2 separate regions of the Homo sapiens genome follow, and region 1 is linked to region 2. Evidence: chromatin contacts called from ENCODE Hi-C or POLR2A ChIA-PET data. All regions are on one chromosome and are shown on one strand. Each heading gives the region's core, a stretch centred on a gene start or an enhancer-like site at or near the end of the contact. The rest is flanking DNA. Distances are from core to core; before and after follow the strand shown.

Region 1 (5,044 bases), core at 834-3,333, 300 kb after region 2:
AGGTAGCTCCAAAGGACTGTCCTGCCACAGAAAAATAAAAGAAAAAAAATGAACAAAACTGTCAGAATCAATTGTGGGAACTCTCGAAGAGAGTTAAAGGTTTATAGCAATCAAGCAAATGCTGAGCCAAAAAAAAGGCAAATTAAAAATGGTAGACTCCACCCAACAGCAGCAGAATATACGTTTTTTTCAAGTGCACAGGGACCATTCTCCAGAGTAGACCATATAATAGGCCATAAAACAGTCTCAATAAATCTTAAAAAACTAAAATCACACAAGGTATCTTCTTTGATAACTATGGAACGAAACTAGAAATGTACAATAAGGGGTTGCGGTTACTAGGGAAAAAAGTTTGGTGGTTCCTTAAAAAGTTAAAATTGAGTTACTAAATGGCACAGTAATTCCATTCCTAGGTACATACCAAAAAGAATTAAAATGAGGTACATAAACAAACACTTGCACACAACTGTTCAAAATAGCACCATTCACAACAGCCAAAAGGTAAAACCACCTAAATATCCATCAATGGAAAAATGAATAAACAAAATATGATATATACATAGAATGGAATATCATTCAGCCATAAGGAATGTATATACCTATATATTAAAATTAAATGTTTTAGCATGTACTTATGTATGTTAAAACATAGATGAACAATGAAAACATGCTAAGTGAAAGAAGACAGACTTAAAAGGCTATGTATGATTACATTTATATGAAACATACAGAATAGGTAAATCCATAGAGACAGATGGATGAGAGTCATGGTTTGTGTAGAGGGGAAAATGGGATGTAACTACTAAATGGGCACAGGGTTTTCTTCTGGGGTGGTAAAAATGTTTGGAACTTAACAGAGGTGGCAGTTGTAAAATACTATGAATGTACTAAATGCCACTGAAATGTACCTTTTAAAATGCTTAATTTTATGACATAAATTTCACCTCAATTCTTGAAAGTAATTATTGAATCTTAGTAGCTTCAAAAACTACCAACCTAGGATTGCAAATTTAAGATTTAGGATTGTAATCTTAAATTTGTAATCTTACGTACTTATGGTAGTGATAAAGAAACAATACAATATATGAATTAAACACCCAACTTTGTGACTTTATCAGTGGGGAAGGATTTCTTTAACAAAAGCTCCAAATTGCCAACGATAAAAGGAAAAACTGATGAATTTATATATGTTAAAATTAAGAATTTCTATTTAATAAAGGAAGATATAGGCAAAGTTAACAGACAAATGACAGATTATGAATGAAATATTTGCAACATCTAAAACCGCCAAGTGATTAATGGACAGAATATATAAGGAACTCCTGCCAAGAAAACAAAAAAAGAGAAAATAATCTGCTCCCCAAATGAGAAAGAAGATATACAGAAATGAAGACTCAAATGGCTAATGTGAAAATAATTTAAATGAAAGCTGCTGAAACTTTAAATTACTCTGAGCCTTGAATAAAATGTGATTGATTGTAAGACCTAGCTCATACGGGCAAGTCACTACAACTTTTGTTTCTTCCTATTACAGATTAACCTTCTTTCTTATTTTTCTTGCCCTGTAAAACGTTGTGAAAGATTAAATGGTGCCCCTTACCTCTTAGTTACTAATTCTTTGTTATAGATTAACATCCTTCCTTTTTCATGTACCCAGCTCAGACCAGATGGCGAAAGGCCCCATGACTACCAAATTGATAGGGATGCAATTTTAAATATATCTTTCCTGAAAAAGAATAAGCTGTAACCAATCAAACTGCTGTAACTCATAAATCAGCATTGTATTAAAAATGTGGTAATACTTGTAAACTTCTTTGCTTCTACTTATATAAGTGAAGCCTCAGCTTCTCCACTTCTCAGCAATGACCCAACTACTCTGGAGTCTTGTTTTTTCTGGGTGGCCAGTCTCAAATTTTGCACTTGAACAAACTCTTTTAAAATTGGATTCTGGGCCTCTTGATTATTTCAGGGTGACATTTTGGTGAACCAGATGGGACCCAAATTAGGCCTTCATTGACTCCTGCTGTTTTGCCAACAGCTGGAGCCCCAGCACCAGCATGGACCGTTGCATCCAACTGACCTCGCTGAAGACTGCAGAAGCCCTTGGTCAGACTACTCTCAAGGTTGAATCTCCCTGGCTTGACTGAGATTCAGACTTTATGGAACCTGATTCAACAACTGATGAGACTGGAATTGAAGCACTACTTTAAGGTAGGCGTTTAGTTTGTTATTCTCTTATTCCATTATTTGTGTATATTTGTGATTTTTTCACTTTTCTCTGAGATTAAAAAGTCTTGCTTGTCTTATTCACTACAGTTTGTAACCTTTTCTCTCATTTGAAATTTTATCATGGAGAAAGCAGTTTCTCTTTGAAAAGAGGAAGTGAATGTCTACAGCTTAGGCAAATTTTCTTAAACTGGCCAGATCTAAAGCTCCATTCAATTTGGCACATTTAAAATTTCCTTTTGAGTGACCAAAGTTTATAAAAGACTTTATGAGCACAAGAAAAGTCCCAAAGACAAGGGGAACTGTACCTCCTGGCTGAAAGGCACCTTAGGCAACCAAGGAGTCTCCCAGGAGTGTCAGAGCATATCACTCATAACATGTAACAGTCCCACAGGATTTGGACAAATACATACTGACATGTATCCACCACTACAGTATCATACAGAATAGTTTCACTGCCCTAAAAATATGTGCTCCACCTAGTTATCCCTCCCTTTCCCCTAACCCCTGGAAACCATGATCTTTTTACTTTCTCCATAGTTTTGTCTTTTCCAGAATGTCACACAGTTTAAATCATACAATATGTAGCCTTTTCAGATTGGTCTCTTTGACTTAGTAATTTGCATTTAAAGTTTCTCCAGGTATTTTCATAGCTTGATAGCTCATTTTTTTTCAGTGCTGAATAATATTTTACTGTCTGGATGTAACAGATACAGTTTATTTCTCCATTTACCTAATAAAAGGCATCTTGGTTGCTTCCAAGTTTTGGCAATTATGAATAAAGCTGCTTTGTAAACATCCATGTGCACGTTTTTGTGTGGATATAAGTTTTCCACTCCTTTGGGTAAATACCAAGGAGCAGAACTGCTGGTTCTTATGGTTGGAGTATATCTAGTTTTGCAAGAAACTGCCAAACTATACTGCAAAGTGGCTGTTAAATCTGCTGCTCCACATCCTTGTCAGCATTTGGTGTTGTCAGTGTTATGGATGTTGGCCGCTCAATAGGTACATAGTGGTACTGACTGGCTTTTTAGTGTGCTTTGTGCATCATTTTCTACGGATCACATGGTTCATACACTACTACCTTCAGCCATTACACTGAGTAGCAGTTATTTTTTTTAGGAATCTATGAGCCAGAATTTCTTGGAATGTTGGTACACCTAAAAAGTAAGAAACATGGGGAATGTTCTGTAAGTTCCTTTAGGCTGCTGACTGACTGATAATGAGTGAATAAATCAGAACTTTGTCAGTGTAACCTCCTCCAGATACATTCACAAATTCTCAAACCTCTTAAGATCAAAGATTCATACTAAATACCTTTTGTTTCACAGTGTTATCTCATCAAATTAAGAAATATTGGGGCTCCTAAGGGACACGGTCTCTCTTATTACTGGATCCTGCATCTAGCCTATTACCTGGGAATAGCAGTTACTCAGTAAATATTTCTTCAATTGAAAAACGAATTGAAGTAGGACCTGGAAATATGGGAGATACCTAAATCTGAGCGAGGACACAAATTTCTCAATGGAAAGAGCATGGAAAAAAACCTCCATTTGTGTTAATCCTTGGGAATTAAGGAATAATGTAATCCAAGGAATACAGCAATAAAAGAAATGTTTGAATAACCAAACGTTAAAACATAGTATAAAGCCTCTAAATTAATACAGTATATTAGTGGTACACAAGTAAACCTGTGGGATATAACTGAAAGCCTAAACACAGACTTTCACATATAAAAGTATTATATCAAATCAGTGAGGCAAAGCTGAACTTTTTAATAAGTAGAACCAGTTAACTGGGTAGCCATATAACTGTATCAACCAGAAATAAACTGCAGAATTTTTTTGTACATTGTGGCAGATAGTGTGATGTGAATATATGGGTGTTTTCCCCCGCCAAGGAATCTCTGCATAGTAATGCTGTGGTAATTTCTGTTGTTTCCAGCACCTAAGTCGTCACTTCCGATTCTTGAAACAATGGTACATAAATTCATCTACTTTGATCCCATCTTCAATATATTTCTTTCAAATCCTTGAGAGAAATGGTACAATATAAAAGAATATAAAAAACATTTTTTAAAGTACTGCACATTGAGATAAAATCTCAAAATCAGAATTCTTATTCATTATAAAAAATATTTCTGAACATAAACCAGCAAAAATACTTTATCTCATTGTCTCACACTTCTTATTTATTTTTGTCATTATTGTGTTTTGATATTGCAACAAAGATTTTAATTTTTCCTTTATTTTTAATTATTTTGTTTGCTTTTAAGATACAGCAGAAATATAACATTCAGAGATCCAGAAAGCTCTTTTTTTTTTTTGTGAGACAGAGTTTCACTCTTATTGCCGAGGCTGGAGTGCAATGGCACGATCTCAGCTCACCACAACCTCTGCCCCGCCAGGTTCAAGTGAGCCTCCCAAGTAGCTGGGATTACAGGCATGCACCACCACGCCTTGCTAATTTTGTATTTTTAGTAGAGACGGGGTTTCTCCATGTTGGTCAGGCTGGTCTCAAACTCCTGACCTCAGGTGATCCACCCACCTCAGCCTCTCAAAGTGCTGGGATTACAGGTGTGAGCCACCGAGCCCAGCAAGTTCATTTTTAACTTGGTTATTTTGCATCTCAGAACTCATTTTCCCTTAAAGAAATACATACAATAACTATATTCACAGAGCAGCCACAGTACTCTATATGATGAATAATACAGATAAAATATAGTCATGTACTACATACTGACATTTTGTTCAACAATGGACTGTAGATATGACGCATCCATAAGATTATAATAGAGCTGAAAAATTCCTATTTCCTA
Region 2 (5,267 bases), core at 1,824-4,323:
GTCCTGCTCACCCCAGCCATCACTTCTCTGAACACCACAGTAACAATACTTGTCCTGATTTATATGTGTTGGTTTTATTTTCCCAATGAGATGTAAGCTCTGAAGGGCAGGAACATGTTTTATGTATGTCTTTATCATCTCAGTTCCAAAACGGAGTATGACTGCTCAAATTGTCGATGGATTGAAAGACGGCAAAGAGGTCTAAACTAGGAGCTGGGACTCTAGGGTCTGAGTCTCATCTCTGGCACAATGACTCTGCAACTCTATTTAAGTCTCTTAACTGTCATTGGCCTCATGTGAGATGGAGACAAGGAGGTTTTGTCCCACCAACCTCTCTGCCTGGCTTAAACAACAGGATGGACAAGAAAAGGCTTTGCAAACCATAAAGCAAGATGCAAAATGAAAGGAATTAATATTGTTCTATTTTTTCATCATACAGAGGAGGTTACATGCAGAGTTGGAATACTCTCAGTGGAAAACAAGTAACAATAGAATTTAGGTACTTCAAATAAAAGTTTTGACTTCAACCAAAGAGATTCAAGTATGATTTAGAAAATATTAAGACCTCGTTTTGCTTTAGCAGTCTGTTAGTCCACACAGGTTTCACTCCAGTTTGGACTGATCTTCTGAATTTATTTTTTAAATCTTTGATTTGATTTACAAATGAATAAAATACAATGATTTGGGCTTCTAAACCCATAATATGTTATACTGTGGTTAATCAAGAATGTCCTATTCTCCATTAGTAGAACATTAACTTCTCTGGGGCTAGCTCTGTTAGACAACTACTACTAACAGCCTCCAGTGCTGGAGGACCAACTGGTAAGGGATCTGGGTAGAAGACACCTATGTTTTTGAGTATCAGTGACCTAGGTGGTTCGTAAGTTCCCCTCGGCCATGGATGACCAAGGACCATCAAACTATTGAGAACCCCTGTGTTACCTCCTCCTCCCTCTGAGTCTCAGCTAGGACTTATACTGACCTCGGTGAAGTCGGCTGTTGTCCATTGCAGGGAGGGTGTTGCGTCTGGGGATGGTGGCAGCGACAGATCTGCTATTTTCACTGATTGGCGGTCTCTGCTGAGGACTGCCCCATCGAGGTGTTTCTGCCTGACTTGGCTTGGGGGGGCGGGGTGGGGGAGCTATGGCTGAGTCCCCAGGAGTGGCCACTGTCATGGCATTGTGGTTTTTGTCCAGAGTGAATGTCCTAGGGATCTGGTAGGCTGAGAGTGGGGTGGCCGGAACATCCATATTGTCTACCAGGAGGTCCCCGAACTCCCTGCACAGGGTGTTGCTGGGCGTCTTGAAGGTGTACACATCCTCATTATCTGTCTCGGAGCCTGTGAGGCTGCCCTTGGTGTGGCCATGGGAGGCCAGGCTGCGGGGGAGGTCGTAGGTACTGTCTCTGAATTCTGTATTGTGCCGGCTCGGCTTGGGAAGGCTATAGAAGCCATGGACTTGACCACTGATCCCGTTGACACAGTGTCCATTGCCCTGGGCAAGTTTTTGTACAGCTGTGTCACTCCTCATGAGAAAAGAGGCTCTGGTGCCCTGAGAGAAGCTGGCACTCCTAAAAGAGAAAGAAGGGAAAGGGCAGGAGGGTGAGACAATTACTAGCTGTGTGACCTTGAGGCAAAGCACTTTCTCTTTCTATACTTTGGTTTAGGCATCTGTAAAATGGTGACTAAAAGCATATTTTGAAGGTTGTTCAGACTCTAGTATATGAATGTTTAAACAATGTTAGACTTCATCCGTCCCCCATCTCCAAATGGCAGTTAATAGCAGGGGTTATAACCCCCACTCCCTGAACAAGTATCAATAAGCCAGATGGATTGCCTATTTGTTCACTGTTTTAAGTACCGCAGAATATGCACATTCGAACACAAATGTTGTGAGACAGTGGAAAGAACCTTTAAGTTGATGACAGGAAACAGCAAACAAGTCATTTTACCTCTCTGAGTCTATTCTGCCACTGTGAAACTAGCCCATGGGTATTGATGTTGTAAGTTGAAAAGAATTATTTGGGTCAGGTGCAGTGTGCAGTGGCTCATGACTGTAATCCCTGCACTTTGGGAGGCTGAGGTGGGAGGTTCACTTGAGGCCAGGAGTTCAAGACCAGCCTGGGAACACAATAAGACTCCATTGCCACCAAAAAAAAAAAAAAAAGAACTAGCTGGGCAGGGTGCTGCACACCTGTAGTCCTAGCTTCTGGTGAGGCTAAGGGAGGAGGATCGCTTGAACCCAGAAGTTCGAAGTTAGAGTGAGCTATGATCGCACCACTGCATTCCAGTCTAGTAAACAGAATGAGACCCTGTTTCAAAAAAACACACGCCCCAACACAAACAAACAACAAACTATTCAAACGTAAGCTCTAGATTTATTTTCTACCATGATTTATGGTTGGTTAAGAGGCATTTTGAGGGGAAAGATCTCTTTCCAGAGACCTAGAAATCTATATGAAGAATGGTTTCCTGTTTGGGAACTATATATAGAAAAAGTTTTGATTAGTACATTTTTAAATTTAGGTTTTGGGCAATAAGGCAAGCAGTAAAAAGAGAAGAGAAACAAGAGGGGAGACTTGTGTTAGGTTCCAGTACTGCTACTGATACGTGCTGTGTGTATCACCAAGCCTCCTCTCTCAGGTGGGACCTAGTACGTCACAATGATTTCTAAGGGCCCATCTGGCCCCGATGCTCTACAAGCCCTTCGTTTCACAAGAGTGGTTTTCAAACTAGATTCCAGGTTCTCTGTAAGTGCTTTGGGAAATTGGAGGGTGAGGTTCTGAGCAAGCAGGGATTTAGGTCTGCTTCTTTAGCTTGTGTATGATTCTTCATAGGATTTCACTTGGGGAAAAAAAGAATCAATCCTTTGTAGCAGGGATTCTAAGCCTTTTGGAGGCTATAGGAGTTTTTAAGATTCTGGTCAAAAGCTCTTGGAGTGTCTCATCAGAAAAGGCAAATCTCGTATACATATAAACTTGTTGGGGCTGTAATACATAATAGCCCTCTGAGGCCAATCCCTGGACCTTTTGCCTTATAGAAGCTCTCTCAGCTCCTGAGGAGTTTGTTATTTACAGATGTGGCCACCAGATGGTGTTAGAAAATAGGGGCCAGAGCTTAGAAAGAGGAAACAGGTGTGTAAAGCCAGGCTTCCTCTCATGTAAACTGTACCCACCATGATGGCTAGGAATTCCAGGTCAGTCTCCAAACCTTCACTGATGCTCCTCCTTGGGCCTCTGCACTCCTCCTCCCTTTCTGTTCCATTCCAGACACATAACCAAGCCAACAGCCATGGGCTTGGATGATTGAACATCTAGGCTTTAGATAATGTAGTGCTTAGGGAAGAGGACGGGGGTGGCGGGGGGAGCGAATGGTAGACATAAGGTGTTAATGTTGTATGCATTTTTTTGGTGCCTTTCATTTTGCTTTTTTTGGAATTTCCAACTCTCTGTTGGATGCTCCCATCTGGATTTGTTCATTTTACATTTACTGATGTCCTAATTTCCATCTGGGCCAGGCAAAAGGGATACAGAGATGCCACCTGCCCAGTGAGGGGTGGTCTGGGAATGTCACAGTAGGGCAGGAGATGACATGGATGCAAATCATTACAGTCAAGTAGGGGTGAGTATGTAGCTGCTGACAGTTGGTATCAGCCCTTGCTGGGGGTGGTGGTAGACAATGTCAGGGAAGCCTCCTTCAGAGATGTTTTATCTTGAGTGAGTCTGGAAGGATGAGCCACAACTGGCCAGGCAGAAGGCAGGAGAAGGGAAATGGTGTTCTAGTTGAAGGCTCAAAGATGTAGAACACAACCTGGCAAGTTCTAGAAACTCGAAGCTGCTCAGGCTGCAGCAAGCACATTAGAAGGCAGGGCTGAGAGAAGACACTGGAGGCCAGGCCAGGACTAAAGGGAACGGGGAGCCTCTGAAGGATTTCAAGGTGGGGATGGGGTTGCAAGAGCATCACAGGCACCCTGCAATAACCTTCAACATACTCAAGAATGAACTCATCATCTTCCTCTGGAACTCTTCTCCTCCTGCCTCTCTTATTTTGGGAATGGCAACAGTTACTCAAGCCAGAAACCTGGGAGTCACCCACATTATGATTTCTGCCCAGGGCCTCTCTGATCCTTCCATCCTACTAATATTTACTTTCCTAACTTCCCAGTGTAAACATTTTCAACACCGCCTCAATGCTTCAGGATTAAGCCCAAACTCCTAGGTTTATCCCAACTCATCTCACCAATCTTTTCTCTTTAGTTCCCTTTTCCACTCTAGGATCCAAACCAAACTTTGCAGTGTTCCCTGTGTGCCCCAGTTAGTCAAGCATTGGGCTTTGCTGCATTGTTGGGCTGTGTCTGGAAGGCTTCTTACCTCAATCTGGCAAGTTCCTACTCCATTTATCCTTCAAACTCATCTCAGAAGACACATTTTTTAAGGCCATTCTTACATCCTCTACCTCTAAGCATTGCTTAACTTAATCACTTGCTTAACTTTGTTCTTGGAGCAGGTAGCAAGTGTTACCTATATTAGGCACCATTACTACTTATCTCTGCCAACAGACTGTGATTTCCTTGAGGAAAGAAACTGTGTCTTACTCATTTTTCTCTCCTTAGCACCTAGGTTAATGCTTGTTGCATTATAAATAATGAATAAACGTTTGTTGTAAGTAAGCAAATGAATAAACAAACGTATGTTGCTGCTATCCCTTTTCCTGGGCTTGGCCCAAACCTTCTGATCAGCAGATCAAAGCCCTTCCTCTGTAGAACCCACTAGCTTACGTTCCAACTTCCCTCTACCCCGGCATCCTCCTGTCTCGCTCACAGAACTACTCACTCATCCCTAAACATGTCCTGTGTAGTCTAAACTTCAGCCCTGGTCTTGCATTACTCACCTCCCTGTGGAACGCTTCCTTGATACATCAACACCTTACACAAAGTCCACAAGAAGCCTTTTCACTCTACAAAGGTATTACAGGTCCCTAATTCTCCTTTTTATGGTAATCATTCCTTCCTCTGTGCTACCACAGCACTCTGTGCTTCCATCGCAACACTCACCTTATTCTGCCTTATGTCAGTTATTCAGGTCTGTGTCTTTCCACTTCTACCAGACCATGTGCTCCTAGAAGGCAGAGGGCCATATCCTGTACCCTGGCATAGTGCCAGGCATATGATAGATAATAGTGACACATGTTGAGGGAGACTGATTATCACCTCAGTAACCAAGTAAGAGGAGTTGAACAAGGGACTCTTGCCCAAAGTTACATACTCAGA

Evidence for each region. Hi-C counts contacts between places; a loop is a spot of excess contacts on that map. ChIA-PET counts read pairs that join two places held with the same protein, here RNA polymerase II (POLR2A). Pooled maps may share reads with other maps.
Region 1: a loop to region 2 is called in a pooled map, with 4 times the contacts of the local background. The contact joins the promoter of NARS2-AS1 here to the enhancer-like site in region 2. A Hi-C loop is called at or near these places in 1 of 168 maps with a recorded cell type or tissue (heart left ventricle) and 3 of 50 pooled maps. POLR2A ChIA-PET finds 5 or more read pairs at or near these places in 3 of 52 experiments (OCI-LY7, activated B cell and activated CD8-positive, alpha-beta memory T cell).

Annotation. Positions count from the first base shown.
Region 1 is chr11:78,531,093-78,536,136 of GRCh38, forward strand. It overlaps NARS2-AS1 (NARS2 antisense RNA 1), which reads left to right and starts at 2,084. Exons shown (of 4, transcript NR_120566.1): 1 at 2,084-2,211. All of the region lies in intron 5 of NARS2 (asparaginyl-tRNA synthetase 2, mitochondrial), which reads right to left.
Region 2 is chr11:78,225,483-78,230,749 of GRCh38, forward strand. It overlaps GAB2 (GRB2 associated binding protein 2), which reads right to left. Exons shown (of 10, transcript NM_080491.3): 4 at 983-1,569. It also overlaps a transcript of USP35 not described here. Among named protein-coding and RNA genes, the nearest start is that of USP35, 39 kb to the left of the region's middle. Within about 2 kb of position 3,074, at least 3 of the 41 ENCODE cell types and tissues checked have a DNase peak (open chromatin) inside an H3K27ac peak, as active enhancers do.